Linked DNA regions of Mus musculus: region 2 is linked to region 1. A link is a loop called in an ENCODE intact Hi-C map of the cell type or tissue named here. Cell type or tissue: heart. All regions are shown on one strand. Links, peaks and the distances in the headings refer to the core of each region. The heading gives the core; the rest is flanking DNA. Region 1 overlaps Htr2c (5-hydroxytryptamine (serotonin) receptor 2C). Region 2 has its middle 55 kb from the start of Lrch2.

Region 1 (12,284 bases), core at 1,499-9,498:
TTGTTGAGTTGGAATGTAAGCTCTGTGTGTGCAGGGCCTTTTTTTTTGCCTTGTTTTCCACGCTGTGTACAGCATCTGGCTGAGAGCCTAGCATATAAAAGGAAATCAACAAATGTTTGAACACAAAGAAATTTGGTTGTACAGTTCTCAGTCTTGCAAGTCAGTAGGAATTTATCTCCAACACATACATTAACATATGGTTTCCCCCTTAGTACTGCTCTTTACAAGTTTTTTGTTGTTGTTTTTGGTTGTTATTGTTTATTTTGCTATAAGGATACTTAGGCTGAGATAATTTAGGCAGAATTCTCCTACCACCTATGGAGAAACAGCTTCAAATTGCTGGGCATGCTGCCCACTAAGACAGATTCCCTTAATGTTTGTTATTACAACTGTGGAATGATTTGCATCAGCAACTTCAGTTCTATTAATTTAGGAACTATTTTTGGAATATTATTTTAGGCGAGTGGAATAAATTTTGCTATGGAAAACTTACTACCTTAAATGCTGTTGATTTGAGGAGTTCACTGTATTATTTGGTTGGTTGGTTGGTTGGTTGGTTGGTTAGTTGGTTGGTTGGTTGGGTTTTTTTTTTTTTTTTTGCATTTTTTAGATTTAACAAAAACTGTTTTCATGTGGTCCTAAGGTTGTTGCTCCCACATGAGGACTATGCCGTCCCAGCATCACAAAACAAACGACAAACCTCCCATAACTTATACCAAGCAGAAGAATTTTGAAAACACAAATAAAGAAAATATTTCATTTGCAGTCAAAGTACAAGAGGGAAAGTTCTATATGCCTCAATACTCCTTAGTATTTTCTGAAGAGAAGAATGGGGAAGTGTAAACATTGGTAACAACTGTTTTCAAATTAAATAATCATATTGGTGTTATGAGATCTAATGAAATGTCCAGAAAAGGCCTCAGGTACCATTCTCCGAATGTTACCACCTGTTTTAAAAAAGAGAAATTACAAAATCCTCCAGCATATATGACTATAGTGTCAGAAGTGTCCTCTCTCCTTTTTGTCACAGTCTAGGGAAGCATCTAATTTTAGGTTTGAAGCAGTGCATTCCAAGGCAAGCCTAGCAAAGATACAATAACTGTCTTGAGCCTGAGGTGTAGATTCCCCTCCTTATGTATTGTGGGAGTTTTCATTTCCACTGATGTCTATTAGCCTGGGGTGCTTTTGCCTGGTGTAAAATAACATTTCCTAAAAGAGCAGACTGCTGTACAAGGGAGGGTTTTGAAATTACCTCTGATGAAAGTTGTTCTAAAGAACATCAACTGTCAAACTTGTCAAAGTGACTTAAATATAGACCTGCCTGAAGACAAGGAACTAAATTATTTGAACCCTTATAATTTTTTAGTCTCAGAAGTTCTGTGAATTCAAGCTTGTAGAATAAGTTAAGACCTTAAAATTTAAAATGGCGTATTTGGTTTCATTTAAATTCATAGAATGCATTTCTAAATGAACTTACCATAACTGAAGCTCCTGGGTTCACTGGTAGGAAAGGGTTTCAATTGATTGTTGTCTCTGAAGTTTTTCCACCAAATCATAAAGAATGACATCATGTTACTATTCATAGCAAACATGAATTTTTTGAATGAAGAGTGCTTTATTACAAAATTGCTATAGTAAACATTTAAATTTGAAAGGAACATTAATTTAATATGCCTTAATCCTAAGAATGAATATATATACATGTAGATAGATAGATAGATAGATAGATAGATAGATAGATAGATAGATAGATAGATAGATAGATAGATTACATGAGTATTCCCCAAATGTTTTTCCTCACAGGAGCCTTCTGAACATTTGTGATTAATTCACTTTTGATCTAGCAATCTGCTTAATGTTGAGTGCATATAATAATCAGAGAGAAGATTTCATTGACATCTTATTCACGTTTTGCCAGTTTCATATATGTATACAGTATATTGTGATAATATTCATACTTATTACCTTCTTCTATCCCTTACCAGCCCTGTAGCACATCTTCTCTCCAACTATTCCTTCCTCTAACTTTTAGATCTTATTTGGAGGACAGGTCCTGAGCAGGTATCGACAACCACTCTGTTTCCCTGATTCCATAGACTTTTGGGCACCAGTGGTCTCTTGGATAAGGCCCAGTCCTCCTGATTACACTGGCCATGTCACATGACAAGAGTATTGCACAGCACTCCCACTGGTCTTCTACTCTCTCTGATCTTTATATCTCCTTTTTACGATGTTGAAGAGAGAAAACTTCTTAAATTATGAGTCTTTACTTTTGAACATTGAAAAATGATAGAATCAAGCTTTCATGCAACATTACATATTCAGTTCTTAAGTAATTTATCATACACATTCAGAAAAGGGCTGGTCAAATGGCTCAGCCAATAAAGGTGGCTACAACCAAGTTGGATGACCTGAGTTCAGTCCTCAACCCCCACATGGCATGCATGTGATTGTACAAACACAGACACACAATCACACACACACACACACAATGCACACACACACACACGCACACACACATGCACACACACACATACACCCTCCCCCCCACACAAATAAAATAAAAGTCACAAAGGAATCATCGGTTTACTGTGTATTCTACAGTCTAATAAAAACTTTACGTCATGTGAGTAAGAATAATGTGCTATATCACCATGGTTACCTGGCAAATTTTCAAGAAATCTGAAGGTAAAAACCAATCTGAAAGGATTAGTTCTAAAGGGTATAGAACCAAAGACAACCAAGTTCTTAAGGTCTTTTCTAAAAAATACATCCTTTTATTTTAATTATTAAAGAGAGTATACATTCCTAGGAATATTTTTTATCTGATATTTTTGTTTCTTTGTTTGTTTGTTTCGAGACAGGGTTTCTCTGTGTAACCCTGGCTGTCCTGGAACTGACTCTGTAGACCAGGCTGGCCTCGAACTCAGAAATCTGCCTGCTTCTGCCTCCCAAGTGCTGGGATTAAAGGCGTGAGTGCACCACCATGCCAGGCTTTTATTGGATATTTTATTTATTTACATTTCAAATGTTTTCCCCTTTCCAGGTCTCCCCTTTGGAAATGCCCTATCCCATCTCCCTCCCCCTGCTTCTATGAGGGTGCTCCCCCACACATCCCCCCACTCCTGTCTACATGCCCTGACATTCCCCTACACTGGGGCATAGAGCCTTCACAGGACCAAGGGCCACCCCTCCCACTGATGTCCAACAAGGCTGTCCTCTGCCGCATATGCGGCCAGAGCCATGGGTCCCTCCATGTGTACTATTTGGTTTGTGGTCCAGTCCCCGGGAGCTCTGGGAGGGGGGGGGTAAGGGGGTCTGACTTGTTGACACTGTTGCTCCTCTCATGGGACGGCAAACTCCCTCAGCTCCTTCAGTCCCTTCTCCAACTCAGTCCATTTCTTCTTCAAACATAATGTATATATAATCCCAAATCCATTGTCTTCCATTAAGATTTTATTCTTTTCAAAGTCCCCCACACCCCCTCCCATAAATCAACTAGTTTATTCACTATACTTGACTAATTAGTTAACTGAAATGTAAAGAGGATACACATACACACATGCACACACATAGGTGCTCACACACAAAATATTTTAACTTTGTGTTTCATTATTTTTCAAGATAATTATTTAGAATTGTTTTACTCATTTTGGTGAATGACATGGATTTTGGAAAGTTTGAAATTTATTTCTGAATACTTAACGATAATCTAATTTAGGTTCAGGTATTTCCAAGTGTTTGCATAAGTTTTCTGAACTAAGCTAATGACAGATGTAACCTACTAACATACAAACATAGTTTTAATGAGCAACATTTAAATGTACTGTTCACCATTTCAGTGTTTGGATTTATGTTTAAGAAACTTGTTAACTAATACCTGCTATAAAATCATACTACTAAAAATCACACGGAAATAAAATTTTGTCCCCAATTTTTCATAAGCAAAATATGTTATTGATACTTAAAGATCTTACAATGCTTTAGAGACAACATTAAAATGTCTGTGAGAAATGCTGCAGGAATAAATAAGAAATTGATATGAGTAATTACTGATCTGATAGTGAATTAGTTTTGTGATTTAATCTCCTATCATTATTTCATACTTCAGAAAAATAATTTAATTCGGGTTTTCTTGCCCCCTCACTCGCTTGTGCTTAATTGCCCACAGTTTCTCCAGGAGTCCAATAGATTCTGTTTAAAGGGTAACCAATTCATTAATCATCTAAAAATGGAGTTTATAATAGTCCACAAAAACAAAACTTCCCAAGTTTAAATATTTGACTCACAAGTAGAGTATGAGAAGTGTAAATCAGAAGATAATTTTATTGTTTCCCTTGTTAGTTATTTGAGGTTTGAGGAATTTTGTATTTTCTTTCTCTCTCCTTTGTAATTCTATAAACACTTATTCAAATATGCGTGGCACTTATTGCAAAATACTATATTTTATAATGAAGTAGAATTTGTGTCATATAATTCACATATCTCATTCCTTTTATATTGTGTTCCTAAACCTCCACAAATACTTCAAGACAATTTCCCATTTGGTTTCATCAAAGTTAAAATGTAAATGCTTTAGTTCTCTGATAGAGGAAGGCCATTTTTCCCTTGGTATTGGAGAAAAATAAGACAGAACTAAAACAAATTAAAAGAAACAAGTTTTAACTGCATGAGAAGGCATGACTTTGAAAGTAATTTTAGTTAATAAATTGGAAATCTCTGTGTATAATAGTGTTTATAATTATTGCTTTCTTAGCAAAACTGGAACCTAAGAAAAGGAATTACTGTTCAATGTTTTCATCTGTAATTCTAAGCGAAATAATATATAGTTGGTTAATTTCTGAGAAAACATAGTGTTTTCTGAAGCAATAGTTTAATTATACCAGGGCTGAGAATGTGTATAAAGTGTTTCATGAGATCAGGAACATATGTAGCTATTGCAAGTACAATTGATAGTATTCAAGTATAATCCTATTTGAACATACTGCATATTACATTACTATTGACTCTTAACTATACTAATTTGTGGATATGTGAAAAAATAAATATTAAAAATGTTTACAAACTTTTATCATTACTAAAAGTCCGATATATTGGAGATATAAAAAAGGGAAAGGCTAAATGACTTTGATATTTATTTAGCACTTTTTTATCACCTATTTCTATATCTCAAAAAGAGGTAGGGCTTATGTGTTGTGGCAGATAAAATGGCCTAGCAATTTGCAGAGACCACTCTCTTACACAATATTTTGAGTCTCTAATCACTAGAAAGTCAGATTGCATATATTCATAAGAGTAAGGAGATGTTTTTGATAGAATTGAAAGGTAGATATTAACGAATAAGGCAGACCATATTAATTAATGATTGCTTTAGTTCTGATAGAGGAAATGTTTTTGCTATTAATTAATTAATAATTTGAATGACTAGGAAAATAAAGTTCTGTTAAATGAGATGAGAAATGAGGAATTACATTTGTTCTAGTGAGATTTTAATTGCATGTTTCTGAAAGAAACTAAGACCACCAAAGATTATCAAGACAAATTTTTATTTTTATATTCCTTGAAAATATATATAAACTACGTAAAATGAATCTTGCAATATTACATTGGGTTCTCAAGCATTTAGTGCCCCCTCTTTTCTGCACAGTTACACACACACACACACACACACACACACACACACACACACACACTTCTGACTGCCAAATTGGTACTTGCAAACTGAAAGTGTAACAGACTTGAAATCAATTTACAAGCCTAGGGAGAATAGACTTATTAGTAATTTTTTTGACATGGCAAAAAGTTTAGTGAACCCCAAACTCAAAAAAAAAAAAAACAAAACAGAAGAGGAGAAATAGAGAACATAGCTCTCTCTATTTGATTTCTCTGTTCTTAGTTACAAATCTCTATGAAGAAAACCTTAAAGATTACTTTGTTGGTCACTGAAACATTGTTTCCTCATTGTCAGTCTATAAAGATGGATCATTGCAGGCTTTGCTCAGCAAAGATGCATTCATTTTTCTGGACAATTTAATTCTCAACCATCATTTAAAGCCACAGAATATAGTAATACGTGAGTAGTAATCCAATGCATAGTTTGTGATATCTCAGACAATCTTTTCAAAGACAACTTACAGAAACAAAAAGCGTCTGATCTGTAATTTTATGTAAGCTGTTCGAAAATGTAGTGTCATCTCTCAATGCACAAAAGAAGTATTGCTTCAATCATCTGATACAACTGAAATTTTGTTTTTACATTTCAATACTACCTCATCTGCTTGGGCTGTGATATTTCATTAATTACTACTAACTAGCTATTACATAGAAGGATTGCTGTATGTATGATAAACTTGCATAGTGTATTTATTTGGTTACAAACTACTTATTGTTGCCCTCTAGTGGCTATTATTGGTTAATGCAAAAGTATAAATAGAATTCTATATTAATGTAGATTTCATTTTGAAGAGAAACAAAAGTTAGGAATTTATAAAATATGTTTGTGTTATATGAATTCTTGAAATTTGTTATAGTTTTTATTTTACTATAAGATGAACCCTTTTAATTTTAGAAATGTAAATTAATTTAAAATTTTATATTTCCCCAATGACTTGCAAATCTCAAGGATCTATTCATATCTCCCTTCACAAAAAAAAAATAGATTTTAAGCTCTGTTTACCCTAACAAGGGAATATGCTGTAAAGGCACACAGAACTAGACCCTAAACAAGAAATTTTACAAAAATTAATATGTTTGTGCATATAAGTCAGTGAAAAAAATGTTCTTAGCCATTCTTCATTACTTCCATATATCATGTTTCCCTACTATTTAAATGAAGTATTGATTGTCTTAACACTAAATATGGTCATTGAGTTCATTTAATTGCTTGATATGTAAACTATTTGATATTTTAACTAATGTTCTTTTTTTCTTTTTTCTTTTTTTCTCTCCTCAGGGGATGAAACAATACTGTTAACTTCCCAATTCTCAGTTTGAAACTGGTTGCTTAAAACTGAAGCAATAATGGTGAACCTGGGCACTGCGGTGCGCTCACTCCTGTAAGAATTCTATTACTTAAATAAAAACAACAGTTACTTTTATGGTTGCTTACTTGATGCTCAAAATGCTAAGACCAAGCTACTCTATGACCTGTATCAAAAATATGAATATTTTGTATTTAAAGATAATAAATGGGGAATAAGAATAATCTAGCATCTAATTAAATTTTAAAACTCATCTACTCAGATGATATGGGAATAATAGCTCCAATTCCACTTATTCTAGTTTTTATGGTTGCTTCTATCACGGGTAAGACTTAGAGAGTTTCTTCCCCTTTCCTTCTTGTATAAACTGAACAATTAAATCAAATGGCTGCTTATTGTGGTGCTATAAACCTGTCGTCCTGACCCCAAGGTGACTGAGACAGGGTGGTTACAAGACTGAGCATAGCTTAAGATACATACACGCTGAACTGGAGAAAAAGTGAAAAGGGTGAAGAGAGGATGTTCTTATAAGCAACTGATTTTGTAAGGAATAGTAGAGCATGCTAGAGATCTGAAGGCAGGGATTGAGGGTGTAGTTGATAGGGCAGAAACACTGTGGTTCTAGAACGAAGCAATAGTTGAATTTAATAGAATGCAATGTAAGGACTAGTAAAGAATCAAATATGAGAACAAAGCCACTGAAAGTCTCACTTAACCCAAACCTACTATTTAAGGAGTGTATAAACCCTGAGCAGAATAACCAAAGTCTTGAATCCCTTTGCTCCTATGTAATAACTGAAAATAATAAAGAGATAGATAGAAGTAAAAATAAAAACTAGATAGATAGATAGATAGATAGATAGATAGATAGATAGATAGATAGAAGTAAATAAATAGATCTCATCCAGAATAGCCAGTCACAAATGATGTTTTCAAACAGAAAAAAATTTAATTATTTTATTTATTTACATTTCAGGCATAACACCCCTCCTGTCCTCCCTCCCACAGTTCCTCATCCCATTTCTCCTCCCCCTTGCCTCTGAGAGGGTGCTCTCCCCTCCAAACTCTCCCCTTCCCTGGGGCCTCAAGTCTCCCAAGAATTAAGAGCATCTTCTCCCCTGAGGACAGACCAGTCAGACTTCTGCTCCATATGTGCCAGGGCCCTCAGACCAGCTGCTTTATGTTAACTGGCTGGTGGCTCAGTCACTGAGAGCTTCCTGGGATCTCAGTTGGTTGAGACTGCTGGTCTTCCCACGGGTAGTTTTCCCTTTCAGCTTCTTCAGTCCTTCCCCTAATTCAGCCACAGGGGTCCCCGACTTAAGGCCAATGGTTGGGTGTAAGTATCTGTATGTGTCAGCCACCGGCTATTAGGATCTCTTGGAGGGCAGCCATGCTAGGCTCCTGTCTGTAAGTACATCATAGCATCAGTAATAGTGTCAGGCTTTAGTGACCTCCCATGAGATGGATCCCAAGCTGGGCCAGTCATTAGACCTCCTTTCCCTCAGTCTCTTCTCTATTTTCATCCCTATAATTATTTTAGACTAGAACAATCCTTGGTTAGAAATTTTAACTGTGGGATGGCAATCCAGTTCCTACACTTGAGGCCCTGTCTATTTACTGTAGGTGGACTCTTCGAGTTCCCACTTCCCAATGTTGAGCATTTTGGCTAAGGTCACCCCAATTGAGTCCTAAGAGTCTCTTGACTCTTGGGTCTCTAGAATTTTCTAGAGAGCCCACTCACCTCCCATCCTCCTGAGGCAGTGTAGTTCCATTCTTTCTCTTGGCCCTCTGGGCTTCTCTCCTGTCCCCCCATACCTGATCCTGTTTCCCTTTTCCCCTTCCCATCCCCTCTCCTATCCAGGTCCTTCTCTTCCGCTGCCCCCCCCCCCATATTATTTTATTCCCTCTTCTAGGAGGGAGGAAATTTTGAACATAATTGTTGTCTTATTTTTCTCATGGAAGATACATTTGTTGGTTTTGTTGGACACACCTTAGGAGCTCACATCTTTAGCAAATATTTGTGTTTTCAATGTAAATAAATCTCATCACTATGAGAGAAATTAATTTGAAATTAACAGAAGTGAAATAGAAACATCTCCCTTGTCTTATATCGCCACCTAACCTGAAATTCTTACTGGTAAAATATAAGGACCAATGTAAAAATATGTATTTAAAATAATTTAAGAGATTTAATACCTAACTCTACCTCTACCCTAAATGGGAATCAATCATTTACACACATTACTCTTAAGCCTAGAATTAAGTCCTAGAAAACCAAGGACACAAATGAGGTAGGCAGTAGGGAGCATTAAAGTTTAAGACACGAGGCAAGAAGCAGACAACCATTAGAAACTCACTTTGCAAGCACGAGAACCTGGAAATACTCCTAAAAAGAAATGAGTGTGCATTGCTGTCACAGCAGCTTTCAAAACAAATCATAAACTGTTCTGATAAAGTCTTATGCTTTCTTTTAAATTTAGAACAACACAATTCAACTTCCAAGTATCTTGTCTGGCCACTGGCTCCTTTAAGGAATTTTCCCATGATTTCTGTCACAGCTGTCTTAAAGAAATTCATATTTTAAAAATATAAAGAATAAAACATTAAGTCTGTCTCTGAAAGACAGATGTCACATTTTTTCTCTCATTTGTAGAGCCTTGACTTCATAGATACACTTAATCATGTATGACAGATGACATGAAGATAAAAGCAAAACTCTCTCAGGAACAAAGACATCTAAGAAGGGTGAGGGAATCTATTGAGTTGGAGGAAGACATATTAAAAGTACTTTCTATACTTACATGAAAATGGTCTTTTGTAATACAACATAATAAAATAAAATAAAAATCTAAAAGAAAATATAAATTATCACACTAAGTCAAATAATACTGTATTTTGAAATAGCAGTAATATTTAATATTTTAATATGGTCTGAACCTAGACCATATGATGGCCCCTGGTCCTGTCATTTACTTGGCTACATTGGCTGGGGAAAGTGGCAAAACCCTTTTTTTAACTTCATTGTTTTTTTCAGCTGCATAATGAGAACAAATCATTACTGATCTCCTGTGGGATATATATATGTGTGTGTGTGTGTGTGTGTGTGTGTGTGTGTGTGTGTGTGTGTGTGTGTAAACTAAGTGTCTACCTTATAGCAGTCACTCAGTAAAAGATAATGATAAAAATGGGAAATGAGGAGGATGGAGGTGGTCATGGTCATAGTAGTGGGAGGGGGCTACAAGCTATTGTATAGTATATATGATATATTGTGAGTAAAGGGAGCCTAATTTTCCTTTCTCTTTTCTTTTTAATTTTCAGTGTGCACCTAATTGGCCTATTGGTTTGGCAGTTCGATATTTCCATAAGTCCAGTAGCAGCTATAGTAACTGACACTTTTAATTCCTCCGATGGTGGACGCTTGTTTCAATTCCCGGACGGGGTACAAAACTGGCCAGCACTTTCAATAGTCGTGATTATAATCATGACAATAGGGGGCAACATTCTCGTTATCATGGCAGTAAGCATGGAGAAGAAACTGCACAATGCTACCAATTATTTCTTAATGTCCCTAGCCATTGCTGATATGCTGGTGGGACTACTTGTCATGCCCCTGTCTCTGCTTGCAATTCTTTATGGTGAGTACACTTTTACTCATTTCTCACTCTCATAGTTTTGTAATAATCATCAGGATATAATTTATACAGTTAATAATTTATCTAAAGAATTTGAAAAAAATATAGAATAAAACAAAATGTGAGCAAGAAAAAATGATTGGATATGTTGAGATTTATGAAATAAAACTTTGGCAGAGTTTTCAAAAGTTAAAACACCTATTTTATAATATATTGAAATTATCCATAAATACTTTATTTGCAGGTGTCATATATAAACAATAAATAACCATACAAAATGGGATAGTGGCAAAATGGCACCCTGACCTGTATTTGGGCTAGCATATTTATTGTCAGTGCCATCTCTAATACACAAAAGGAAAGCAAAATTTGTCTTCTATAATGATTTTATTTTAAGAAATGTTTCTGAGTAACAGATATTGAACCCAGGGCCTAATTTACTCTAGGCAAGCACGCAATCACTGCTATACCCACAGCATATGTAATCTTTTATGTTGACAAACTAAATAGTTGGTACAAATTATGCACTTAATAGGCATTGCTCTTCTTTTTCATGCAGTTTATAAGTCATGGTTTTATAAGGAGACGAGGTATAAAAATTAATTTCTGAGCACATAAATGTAAGTTCATATCACAACTATCACAAAACTCAGCTTCAATGATTTTCAAGAGGCTTTAATTTTTTCTTTGATTTTCTGCCATCTCTTTGCTTTATTCATTTTAATCTACGTTTTGGTTTTGGTTTTGGCTAGTACTCATGATTTTAGAAAAATCAAAATCACATTAAAATCCTGGTCAAGAATACTAAATTGTCTTCCAGAGGACCTGAGTTCAATGTCCAGCACCTACATGGCAGTTGACAAGTATTTTTTACTGCAGTCCCAGGAGATCTGATGCTCTCTTTTGACCTCTGCAAAAGACAGAGGTCTTTTGACCTAGACAGTAGAACATGAATGTGGTGCAGACATACATACAAGCTAAATACTCATATACACACAAAATTAAAAGAAAAACTTCAAATGTTTTAAAATATTAATAAAAAATAAAATCAATGAATCAAAGCTCATGTGAACTTCCTGCCTCAGACTCCCAAGTAGCTGTTGCCTCCAGTATATATCACCACTGTATTTGTCTTTCAATAAGTACCACAACTACAAAATTTGAAAATCAAGTTCAAAGTTAATTGCTAATATGTGGAAGTCCCAGTTTAACTTTAATTGTTAACATACTCATCTTCCTGTAGAGGAAAAGAGAGAACAAGAACTTGTCCAACAAGTTCTCCAAATGCATAATGGAATTGGACAATGAAAATATTACTAAAATAGTATCTAGTCTAAAAATCTGAAAAGAAGAACAATGTGTCTTGAAAAAGATCTCTTGTGACACTTAAAACTTAGCCACTCCCAAATCTTCAGTGGCAGTACCTAATTTTATCATCTCTAAATGCCTTATAGATAAGGCACTCTTAGAAGCTACAGTTTTCCTATTCCACTGAGTTTCAGTGACATGTTTATCTCAAAGCATCTGTATCACACTGCTTATTTGGCTTTTTACTTCTCCAGTATTAGTGAAGACAAGGTCACAGAAACATAGTGAAACAGCCACTTCAAAGGTACTGTTTCCACCGTGAGCTCCCCACTGCATGCCTTTTTGGGGTAGATCAAAGGCAGGC
Region 2 (12,284 bases), core at 2,692-10,691, 540 kb after region 1:
CACTAGCAAGATTTTGCTGAAAGGACCCAGATAGAGCTCTCTCTTGTGAGACTATTCCAGGGCCTAGCAAACACAGAAGTAGATGCTAACAGTCAGCTATTGGATTGATCACAGGGCCCCCAATGGAGGAACTAGAGAAAGTACCCAAGGAGCTAAAGGGATCTGCAACCCTATAGGTGGAACAACATTATGAACTAACCTGTACCCCTGAGCTCTTGACTCTAGCTGCATATGTATCAAAAGATGGCCTAGTCGGCCATCACTGGAAAGAGAGGCTCATTGGACTTGCAAACTTTATATGCCCCAGTACAGGGGAATGCCAAGGCCAAAAAGTGGGAGTGGGTGGGTAGGGGATTGGGGGGGGAGGGTATGGGGTACTTTTGGGATAGCATTGGAAATGTAAATGAGGAAAATACCTAATAAAAATATTTAAAAAGGCACATGTCTTCCTATCTCAAAGATTCCAATTAAAAGTAATTATATCTAATTAAGCAAAAATCCATGAAAAGTATGTCCTGTATTTGGGGATTTTACTTGATTCCAGATGTAATCAACTTAGCAACGAAGAAGAACTATCACAAGTCCACCCCTGCCAACTTGACATAAAATCTCACATCTTATGTTGTGAGGAATTTCCAAATGAAAACAATAACCAGGTCATAATAACACCTAAGCATAACTATCCCTCACACAACCACAACACATTTGAAATATGTACAATATGTGGAAATGTCCTTTGAGGGACATTCTTTTAGGATCTCAAGCTTAAAAGTGATAATCACTGCCATTATCTTAATTAATGTTACATCACATGATAAAGAAATTGAGGAAAGAAACTACAAATATCTGTACAAATGCATTCTTAACAAAATATTACAGAAACACTCATGTCAACAGTAATTATTCTTTCTGTAACTGGTCACATGACCTTGGCTGATAGTTATAACTACCTTCCTCTACTCCATTGTATTTCCTCCACCCTCAGCAAGAACCTCAGCAGGTCTTTGCTCTATTCCTGGAGGAATTGTTTTTTTTTAAGATATTTTCTTTATTTACATTTCAAATGCTATCCTGGAAGTTCCCTATACTCTCCCCTTGCCCTTCTCCCCAACCCACTCACTCCCACTTCTTGGCACTGGTATTCCCCTGTACTGGGACATATAAAGTTTGTAAGACCTACATCCAAACTATAAAGTTTGTAAGTCATACATCCATTCCCGAATGGTCTATGCCCTTTGTCATTCTGCCTGGATTAGGCTGCTGTAGTTTCCCTTTGACTTTCATCATGGGACAAGGCAGCACCAAGAGATACCTTAAATTTTAGGGCCTAAAGTGTCGCCTACACACCAGATATAATCTTTCTTATTTACTTTTTGGAGAAGCAATCCTGTTCCCCATGGTAATCTGGATCAATCACTCCTTCTAACACTATTATTCTTTAATCAGTCAGTTGGTTTAAGGGCATTAGTAGCATGTAGTGGCCACCGGGAAGGCTAAGGTTCCAATTTAATGGAAGATTTGTGGTAGATCCTAGGAGGAGCACTCCCCACTCTTGAACCATAAAATTTAGGTCAACAAAACTTAAGGTCCCAAGCCAGGAGGCAAATGTTTTCTTAGTGGATCACTAGGGGTGATAATGAGTTGAACTATTCCCTTTCCAGTCCCTGATTCCTCCACCCTTGTGTTGGTATTGCAGTGACAGACCTGGTTATGTTGATTTGGGGAGGATTGTGGAAAGACTTTGGATCCTTGTGCAAGCAAAACACTGAGTGTTTACTACTTAGTGAACTGTTCTGTAGGGGATTGGGAGATAAGATTGTTGAGAGCAATGTAGAAGATGAAGGCCTGGCTTGTGAAGTTTCAGCAGGTCATTTAAAGACTCTGTGGAGGCCATTTGTCATTTAGAATTCAGGTTCCATAGTTCCAGCTAGCTGGTATTGAAGAATCAGCCTTGATTAACAAGATACTAGAACTACTAAAGGGAAACCTTTGCTTTGCTGGGGTACTTGAGATGTGGTCAGCTGGAGCTGAGAAGTCAGCATCACTGAGGTGAAATATTCTGGGAAGGGTTTCTTTTCTTTTCTTTTTTTTTTCTTTTTTTCTTTCTTTTTTTTCTTTCAAAAAATTTTTTTTTAGATATTTTCTTTATTTACATTTCAAATGCTATCCCGAAAGTTCTCTATACCCTCCCCTTGCCCTGCTCCCCAACCCACCCACTCCCACTTCTTGGCACTGGTATTCCCCTGTACTGGGACATATAAAGTTTGTAAGACCTAGGGACCTCTCTTACAAATGATGGCCAACTAGGCCATCTTCTACTACAATGCAACTAGAGACATTGCACTGGGGGTACTGGTTAGTTCATATTGTTGTTCCACCTATAGGGTTGCAGACCCCTTTAGCTCCTTGGGTACTTTCTCTAGTTCCTCCATTGGGGGCCCTGTATTTTATCCAATAGATGACTGTGAGCATCCACTTCTGTATTTGCCAAGCACTGGCATAGCCTCACAGGAGACAGCTATATCAGGGTCCTTTCAGTAAAATCTTGCTAGTATATGCAATAGTGTCTGGGTTTGGTGGCTGATTATGGGATGGATCCCCAGGTGGGGCAGTCTCTGGATGGTCCATCTCTTCCTCTTAGCTCCAAACTTTGTCTCTGTAACTCCTTCCATGGATATTTTGTTCCCTAAAATGAGGGAATGGGAAGGGTTTCTTGAGAGCACAGTGGAACTGTGTCTCAGTGGCAGTCAAGTTTGTCCCTTGTCCTGGCAGCCCAGCTGGATGATATGTAAGACATCCAGGCAGTACTGGGTTTTTTTTTTGTTTTTGTTTTTGTTTTTGTTTGTTTGTTTTGTTTTGTTTGTTTGTATTTGTTTTTTATTTATTTTTATTTTTTATTATTATTAGGTATTTATTTCATTTACATTTCCAATGCTATTCCAAAAGTCCCCCACCCCCTCCCACACCCCCCCCACCCACTTCCACCTCTTGGCCCTGGCTTTCCCCTGTACTGAGGCATATAAGGTTTGAACTACCAATGGGCCTCTCTTTCCACTGATGGCCAACCAGGCCATCTTCTGATATATATGCAGCTAGAGACATGAGCTCTGGGGGGGGGGGGGTACTGGCTAGTTCATATTGTTGTTCCACCTATAGGGTTGCAGATCCCCCCAGCTCCCTGGGTACTTCCTCCAGCTCCTCCATTGAGGGCCCTGTGATCCATCAAATAGCTGACTGTGAGCATCCACTTCTGTGTTTGCTAGGCCCGGGCAAAGTCTCACAAGAGACAGCTATATCAGGGTCCTCTCAGCAAAATCTTGCTAGTGTATGCAATGGTGTCAGCGTTTGGAGGCTGATTATATAATAGATCCCCGGGTATGGCAGTCTCTAGATGGTCCATCCTTTCATCTCAGCTCCAAACTCTGTCTCTGTAGCTCCTTCCATGGGTACCTTGTTCCCAATTCCAAGAAAGGGCAAGGTATCTACACCATGGTCTTCGTTCTTCCCGAGCTTCATGTGTTTCGCAAATTGTATCTTATATCTTGGGTATTCTAAATTTCTGGGCTAATATCCACTTATCAATGAGTACATATCATGTGAGTTCTTTTGAGATTGAGTTACTTCACTCAGGATGATGCCCTCCAGGTCCATCCATTTGCCTAGGAATTTCATAAATTCATTCTTTTTAATAGCTGAGTAGTACTCCATTCTGTAAATGTACCACGTTTTCTGTATCCATTCCTCTGTTGAGGGGCTTCTGGGTTCTTTCCAGGTTCTGGCTATTATAAATAAGGCTGCTATGAACATAGTGGACCATGTGTCCTTCTTACCGGTTGGAACATCTTTTGGATATATACCCAGGAGAGGTATTGCAGGATCCTCCGGTAGTACTATGTCCAATATTTTGAGGAACCACCAGACTGATTTCCAGAGTGGTTGTACAAGCTTGCAATCCCACCAACAATGGAGGAGTGTTCCTCTTTCTCCACATCCTCACCAGCATCTGCTGTCACCTGAATTTTTGATCTTAGCCATTCTGACTGGTATGAGGTGGAATCTCCGGGTTGTTTTGATTTGCATTTCCCTGATGATTAAGAATGCTGGACATTTTTTCAGGTGCTTCTCAGCCATTCGCTATTCCTCAGGTGAGAATTCTTTGTTTAGCTCTGAGACCCATTTTTAATGGGGTTATTTGATTTTCTGGAGTCCACCTTCTTGAGTTCTTTATATATATTGGATATTAGTCCCCTATCTTATTTAGGATAGGTAAAGATCCTTTCCCAATCTGTAGGTGGCCTTTTTTGTCTTATTGACGGTGTCTTTTGCCTTACAAGTCTTTGCAATTTTATGAGGTCCCATTTGTTGATTCTCGATCTTACAGCACAAGCCATTGTTGTTCTATTCAGGGATTATTCCCCCATGCCCATTTCTTCAAGGCTTTCCCCACTTTCTCCTGTATAAGTTTCAGTGTCTCTGATTTTATGTGGAGTTCCTTAATCCACTTAGATTTGACCTTAGTACAAGGAGATAGGAATAGATCAATTCCCATTCTTCTCCATGATAACCGCCAGTTGTGTCAGCACCATTTGTTGAAAATGCTGTCTTTTTTCTACTGGATGGTTTTAGCTCCCTTGTCAAAGATCAAGTGACCATAGGTGTGTGGGTTCATTTCTGGGTCTTCAATTCTATTCCATTGGTCTGCTTGTCTGTCGCTATACCAGTACTATGCAGTTTTTATCACAATTGCTCTGTAGTACAGCTTTAGGTCAGGCATGGTGATTCCACCAGAGGTTCTTTTATCCTTGAGAAGAGTTTTTGCTATCCTAGGCTTTTTGTTATTCCAGATGAATTTGGAGATTGCCCTTTCCAATTCTTTGAAGAATTGAGTTGGAATTTTGATGGGTATTGCATTGAATCTGTAGATTGCTTTTGGCAAGATAGCCATTTTTACTATATTGATCCTGCCAATCCATGAGCATGGTTTTTGAAGGAGTGAAGAGATCATGCAGAGCAGCTGAGGCTTAGCACTGTGGGGGGCCAGGAGAAGCCGTTGTTGAGAGTGTGGCCTCAGTAGCAGTTGTAGGCTCAGGATTACAGGGGTGAGTTGTATGGCTAATTCTTAATTTCTTGACACAACAAAGTGAGAGGAAGCTGTTTCTTAACTTCCCTCTGCCCACACCTGGTGATTATACTCAGGGTCTCCCACATACTGGAGCAGAGACTCATGAATTATCCCCCATCTCTTCTGTCACATTCTTATGAGTGCCCACTGTATGAAATACCTCCTCAGTTGTTATTCAGTGTAAAGAAAATTTGTCTGTTTTAATTTTTGTAATTATAGAACAATGCTATCACAAAATTAATGCTTTCAGATAAAAATATTAACAGTATTTATATGCATATCAGATTCCCCACTCTAAGATTTCTGTGCTTGAGATTTTAATAAATTTTGTATGGGATCATTCCTGTCTAAAAATGGAGAGCACGGACCTGGAAATGTCATTCAGTTGGTAGTTTACATGCCTAACACAGATAAAGCCCTGTGTCCAGTAATAGAGCATAGTGGGTGTAGGTCTGAATGTTGTTTTCACAAGACCCTCAGTTTCCTACTCCAGGTCCACAGATAGATTGTTTTTAGGCTCTTCATAAAAGACTGGACATGGAGGCTCACCCTGTATCCAGAAGACTGGGGCAGGTGAAACAGGTTTATATGATTTTGAGCAAAATCTGAGCTGCAAAGTGATACCTGGTCTCAACGATGTGCAAAACATACACTTTAAAAAACAGGGTTTTTGTTTTTGCTTTTGCTTTTGAGTTTTAATGACCATAGTATGGTTTGGGAAACAGCATCTTGCCAGCTCAAATTTGTTCTCCTTTGGGTGATGTGGCCAGGATGACTGGGATGCAAGCTGCCTTTCCTGGTGGTTTGTTGTGGTGATGATCAAACTCAGTACTTTGTGCATGCTAGTCAAGCACTCTGCCAAGTAAGCTGCGCCCCACTTCTGAACAAATACAGTTTACAAATACAGGCCTTTGACTGTTCTCCTGTTTTTAGATAGACAGGATCTGGCTGTATAGCACAGGCTGCCCATAATTTTCCTATTGTCTTTGCTGCCCTCTAGTGTCCGAATTTATTACTGTACGCCACCAAACCAGGCAGGATTGGTTGGGGCTTTGTTAACTCTTTTCTGCAATGAAATGAGTTGTGTGCTGTTCTTGAGGCACAAATAATATACAGTATTTTTGACAGGCTACATGAAGACACTTGAGAAAACTTTTTATTGTAAAAAAATTACATACTGAAGTGGAAACTGAAGGGTTCATTGGAAAGTCAGTTGGATGGTGTTTTTCTGGGGCAAACACGTGAAGAAATATTTCATTAAAATAGACACAGGTGTGAAAGGCTAAGGCAGACATGTGAAGGGACATGTCACTGAAGCAGACACAGGAGAGAGGATATTCTGCTAAAGCAAGCATGTGAAACGACTCATGATGAAGGATTCTTTGCTAATAACAATCACAAATTGGTCTGCCTTACATTACATAGTTGAGCAGTATTTGTTGGAATTCCATAGAGAGAGGCACACCAAAAAACTTCTGGTGGTGTGCTGCAGTTTGTTGCCCCTTCCAAGGACTTCTGCTGATTGGACGCATGTGCTGAGGCAAGGCACGTGAGGGACACATGATGTTTGGAGGGAATAAATAGGACTCCATGGAGTGACTGAGACAGAGCCTGGCTTGCTAATACAAGCTGTGCAATGCTTGGGTGTCTCGAGTTTTCCTGTCTTCATGTCTTTGCACCTTTGTTGATCTTCACTTCTTTGAGAGAGACATAGCCTAGATCTCCTCCTGGTGTCCCTCTGGGTTCCTCCTGCTCACTAGAGCTGAGGCTGAGGCCTGGCTGTCTCTGCTAGGTCATGTCACCGCTGTTGCTAACCCAACTCTACTGAACTGGACTGCTGATGTATCCATGAAGTATTAGCAAGTGGATTGAGCTGATGCTGCTAACCTGTGAACTGAACAGCTGATTTCCAGACAACACAAATGGGAGTTGCTCCAAAGAACCCTTTATAAACAGCACTACTTCCTCTATATCCTTTCTTTCCCACTATCTCTGGTGGGTGGTGGACTAGAAGGGAGGTTAAAGCATTTAAGAACCATCATTAAAAATAATATTAAAAAATTAAAGTTATAGCATACCAATTCCATCTAATATAGTAATCAAATACTAACTGTGTAACTGCGAACTTTTCCTCTTGCTCTTTTCCTAACAGAATTTGTGTGTACAAGTATGTGTACAGGTCTGTCAGTATAGGTGGGTAAGCATGTTTAGCTATACACAGTAGCACTTATACATGCAGGCATTCTTGTATATGCTTGTGCACATACAGCCTTGCGTGTTATTCCTCAGGAGCCATCCACATGTTTTTTTGAAAGAAGTCTCTCCTTGGTACCTGGGTCTTACTTATTAGGCTAGGTTGACTGTCCCATGAGGTCCAGGGATTCTCCTGTCTTTTTATCATTTTCATCAGTGGAGTTAGATGTATTTACCCCTATGCTTGATTATTTTTTTATTTATGATTTCTTTATTTGTGTGTGTTCAGGGGTTGTGTGACCTGCTATTGTGCACATGTAGAGGTCAGAGAACAACATGGAATAGCTGGTACTCTCCTCTCAAGATTGATGTCCTGGGGATCCAGCTTAGGTGGCTGGACAAGTGCATTTATCTAATGTTCCATCTGGCTGGCCCTCGAATAAGAGATTGTTGCCTAGATTCATGACTTCCAGATAAGACCCTAAAGCTTGCCTGGTAAGTGCTTCACCTAATAGGATATCTCTCCAGCAGTCCTAACAGAGTGTCTAGCAAACAGAAATATTGTCCTACATATTTCTAATATTAGACGAGTTATAATACTGTGTGTTATAATGTTGCTTGTCATACAGAGATGTGAGGAACAATTTTAAAATTAAATAAGTATCACTGTTAATATGGGTGATATTTTCAAGCAATAAATTTGATATCTTTTTCCTTTAGTTTCATGGTATATTTCTAATTTGAGAGTATAGAATTCCTTTAATAATTTTACCATTTATGGGTTTATTAACTTAATTCTCTTTGGTCTTTTGGAAATATCATTTTTTCTTTCTTTGCTGCTTTTGGTGGTCATCCAATGATACTGGTACCTACAAAACTGCTATGGTCCCTTGCTGTATCTGGCCTGACCTTTTATCAATAGCATGCTATAGGATTTCTTCATGATGCCAAGCCTCAACTTCTTTGCATGACCCCTTCGATCCTGGGTCTTCAACAGCTACTGAGACTTCACCTTCCCCAGTGGTCTCTCCTGGGCCTCTCACTGTGCCAAGCTTCAGCTGCTCTTCATGACCCCTTCATGCCTTCAATACCAGTACCACCTGGGTCACTCTTACACTACCAACTTTAGCTTCCAGACTGAAACACAATCGTGGCCACACCTACAGCAAACACATCTGTGTGATAACTCGTAGGAAACACTTACCAGAAGAGTTGCTCTCAACAATGCTGATGTTTTCTTACTCAGCATTAATTTCTCAGATTCAATTGACTAGCACAACTGATTTTTCAACCCCAGATACCCAGAACTGGTTTCTTCACACAACCAGACTGGTAGAGTCTTTAAATTTCTCTCTAAAACTTCATAAGCAAGGCCTATATCTTCTCATTGCTCGAAACACTCTTATCTTCTGACTCCTAGAGTCTCAGTAAGCTCCCAATACTCACTGGCTTTTCTAGCCCAAAGTTCCTAAGTCTTTTCGGAATCCTGTCAAAAACTTGGTCAGGTCTGCCATAGCAATACCTTACTCCTGGTATTAGTTTGTCTTAATTAGAGTTTCTACTGTTGTGACAAAACCCCATGACTAATAGCAAGTTGGGTAGAAAAGTGTTTATTTGCTTTATACTTTTATATCACTGGTCATCATTGACGGAAGTCAGGACAGAAGCTCACACAGGACAGAAGCTGATGCAAAGGCCATGGAGGGATGCTGCTTCCTGGCTTTTTTCCTATGGCTTTGATCAGTCTAATTCCTTATTAAAACCCAGGACCTCCAGCCCAAGGAGTGCAGGACCCAACAATGCACTGGGCCCTCCGTCCTCTATAAATCACTAAGAAAATGCCTTGAAACTGGATTTGTGGATGCATTTTTTTTCAGTTGAGGTTCCTTCTTTCAGATAACTATAGCTTGCATCAACTTGATATGAAATTAGCCAGCACAGATTAAATACTATACATTTTGATTGGTTGTAGTGTTTTTAATGGTCTCCATCACTAATAAAGAGTTTTCTAGATGAGAACTCGAGTCTTCATTTACCTGGAGATATAAAAGGAAACATTTAGAATGAAATTAGGGATTGGTTTTTGTAAGTGAGTTGTAGGTTCTTCTCCAAGATCCATGGCATCATTAGACCTGGGTATACTTAGCTAGGTTTAAAGTACCCACCATGATTTACCACTTGGTAAGTGAGCCTTAAGTCCAATTAGAGACCTGTCATTCCCATGGTATGGGTGCAAAAACTATACCCTTAGGGTTATTATGCAATGCTGATTGGTGTGGAATTTAGGTATCATAAGTGGGTAGGAGTGTTGGTTGCCTCCATCCATTGCAAACATGCATGTCCTTATGGTATCATGAGTGCAAGTTCTCAGGGAGGAGGCTTTCAGGTCAGTTCCAGCTCAGAGGTCTCTGGGACAGCATCTGATGTGCATGTTCTCTTCACCAATATGGACTTATCTTACACTCCGAGTGGTAGTCAGAGGTAATAGAAACGGCTTGTATTGTTCTGTGAGTTTTTTGAACAACCCTGACAAAGAGCTCAAAAAACATTTCTTAGTAGATGTTGGTGCATTTGTTAGATTGCCTTTGGCTCTTACACAAAGTATTTTCAGCACAAATGGGAAGTTGTTATTTAAATTACAACATGTATACAGAGTATTATGTGTGTTCTGCTTTTTATATAGTTAATAGTAGATTCTCATACCTTCCCAAAGAATCCTTACTGTTATTTTACTGTCCTTCTTTTGTATTTATTCTACATGCTTCCCAGTAATTAGAGATCCCTTTCCAATTTCCCTGCTTAGATTATCCTGGGAGTCCCTTCTCTTAGATTCCCTACTCTCCCACCCTGGCAATGGAAACTTTTCACTTCCCTAGTTTCCTTAGTTAAGTAATACGACCACATAATCATAAAGTATAATAATAAATTATGACCATTGAAACTTATTCTTGAAGTTATTGTTGACCAGGCTAGCTTCAAGTTCTTAATCTTCCTACCTGGGATTACAAGCTTGAGCCATGGAACCTAGGCAAATTTTGTTTCAGTAAGTCCTCTAGTTGATTCGGATACTTTTGGAAATATGTTAATACAGAATTTCTAGGATATTGCAGATTGCATTGGTAATGCTGTTTACTTGGCTGAGAAATATTCTCAACATCTTCAACTGCTTCTAACTAGTCAAGATTTTAAGACACTGATTTCCTTTTGGAAGTTTATGGTAGTTTGAATAGTTTGGCTCCCACAGAATCATGTCTTTAATTGCTTGGCCCATGGGGACTGGAAATAGAGTTGTGGCATTGAGTAGGTGTGGCCTTGTTGGAGAAAGTGCATCACTGTAGGGATGGGCTTTGAGGTCACTATGCACAAGTTCCACACAATGTGGAATTTTAGGTAACTCCTGGCTGCCTTTTGATCAATATATAGAACTCTCAGTTCCTCAAGCACCATGTCTGCCTAAAAGCCGCCATACTTCCCACCATGATAATAACAGAGTAAACCTCTGAAACTGTAAGCCAGTCCCAATTAAATTTTAGCCTTTGTAAGCATTATCTTTGTCATGATGTCTCTTCACAGCAATGGAAATCTTAACTAAGATAAAGTTCTACAAATATTCTCTACATTTCTGTATCTGCACAGCCATTGCCTTAGGTACTCGGGGACTGGAGAGACGGCTGAATGATCAAGAGCTCTTGTTGCTCTTCAAGAGGACTGGAGTTCAATTCCTGGCAACCATATCAGACTGTTCATATCTGCCTGTAACTTTAGGTCCTTGATTTCAGAAGCCCTCTTCTGACCTCTGTAAAACAAACAACAATACATACAAACACATTGACTTAAATAAAAATAAAAATAGAATTTTAAAAATGTATTGTTGTTTTTTGGATTAGAGTGCTAAATTAGCTTATTTTCCATATTTATTGTATATAGGCAAGTATATATCCTTTGATTAAAAACCATATGGTTTTACAATCTAATAGTTCTTGAATTGCAAGGTGCTAGTGTTAATTAAAAGCCTTCTACATTATAATGTGTTTGTTGTTATTGTTTTGAGATTGGATCTGACTCCTAAGGTTCAGAAAAATTTCCACGGGCTTCAAATGAGCACATACCTGTGCTCCCAGGACTCAGGGCATTTCACCAGTTTTGGCACCTCCTTAGGTAAGTTTGGGCTGTCATATGAGATTCTGCCTCCATTCTAAGTATCTGGAGTAGTTACCAGAAGCTTTATCTCTAGGAGGTATGCCACCACAGCCCTATAGGCACTGTTTCTGTTCTATCTTACTGAGTTTTTATAGCTATACCTCCCTTTCAACCCCTATTCCACCCTAATTCCTTCCAGTACACAAGCACTGGGCAGGAGAGAAATGAGGTTAGAGGAGAAAGAGGGCTAGACCTCTTTCAGCCAAGAAAATAAACTACTTCCTGCTGATTAGGAACATTGAGTTCCTTGAGGCAAGTTCAATCTTCATCATCAGGTTATCTCTAACTTCTATTAGTCTGTTTGCTCACAAACACTCGACAAACTGCAACAACATCAAGGAGGAGCGCAGCCTTATTGGAGTGTCCACCTACCTCCCTGTGGGGTTTTCCCATATACAACCACTCCGAACTTCACAGAATTCCAAATGTAAACTATCCACAGCTGAAAGACCATACCCCTGCTAGTGCATGAGGCAAATCATAATCACTAGTGTGGATCAGCCTTTTATCCAACAACTGGGAGTAAAACAAAAATATAATCACATAGCATAACTGGGTTTTGAAAGAAAACAAAGCTCTCACTACACAGCTCCATACACCTTTCCCTTCCCAGCATTCTTAAACTTGTCCTACTTCATTCTACTCCATTGCCTGACCCATTATGGCACACTCACTCTACCCATGCCAGGCAGTTAACAACTCTCAACTCCCATAACCCTATTTTGCCCAAGCATGAATACATCCTAACCCTTAACGCCGTCTCTTCACT

The links. Hi-C counts contacts between places; a loop is a spot of excess contacts. Peaks named below come from ENCODE experiments on the same cell type or tissue, not always from the same donor. Only the 100,000 strongest peaks of a DNase experiment are listed, where the experiment ranks them.
Region 2: a loop joins it to region 1, with 11 times the contacts of the local background. A loop is called at or near these places in 5 of 42 quality-filtered maps.

What each region holds. Positions count from the first base shown.
Region 1 is chrX:147,065,433-147,077,716 of GRCm38, forward strand. It overlaps Htr2c (5-hydroxytryptamine (serotonin) receptor 2C), which reads left to right. Exons shown (of 6, transcript NM_008312.4): 3 at 6,953-7,055; 4 at 10,299-10,615. The coding sequence starts at 7,021. Among named protein-coding and RNA genes, the nearest start is that of Mir1298, 6.7 kb to the left of the region's middle. In heart, for the core only: a CTCF peak has its summit at 6,401 (motif pointing left); no DNase peak of the experiment used is centred there.
Region 2 is chrX:147,602,763-147,615,046 of GRCm38, forward strand. No RefSeq gene overlaps it. Among named protein-coding and RNA genes, the nearest start is that of Lrch2, 55 kb to the left of the region's middle. In heart, for the core only: a CTCF peak has its summit at 6,119 (motif pointing left); no DNase peak of the experiment used is centred there.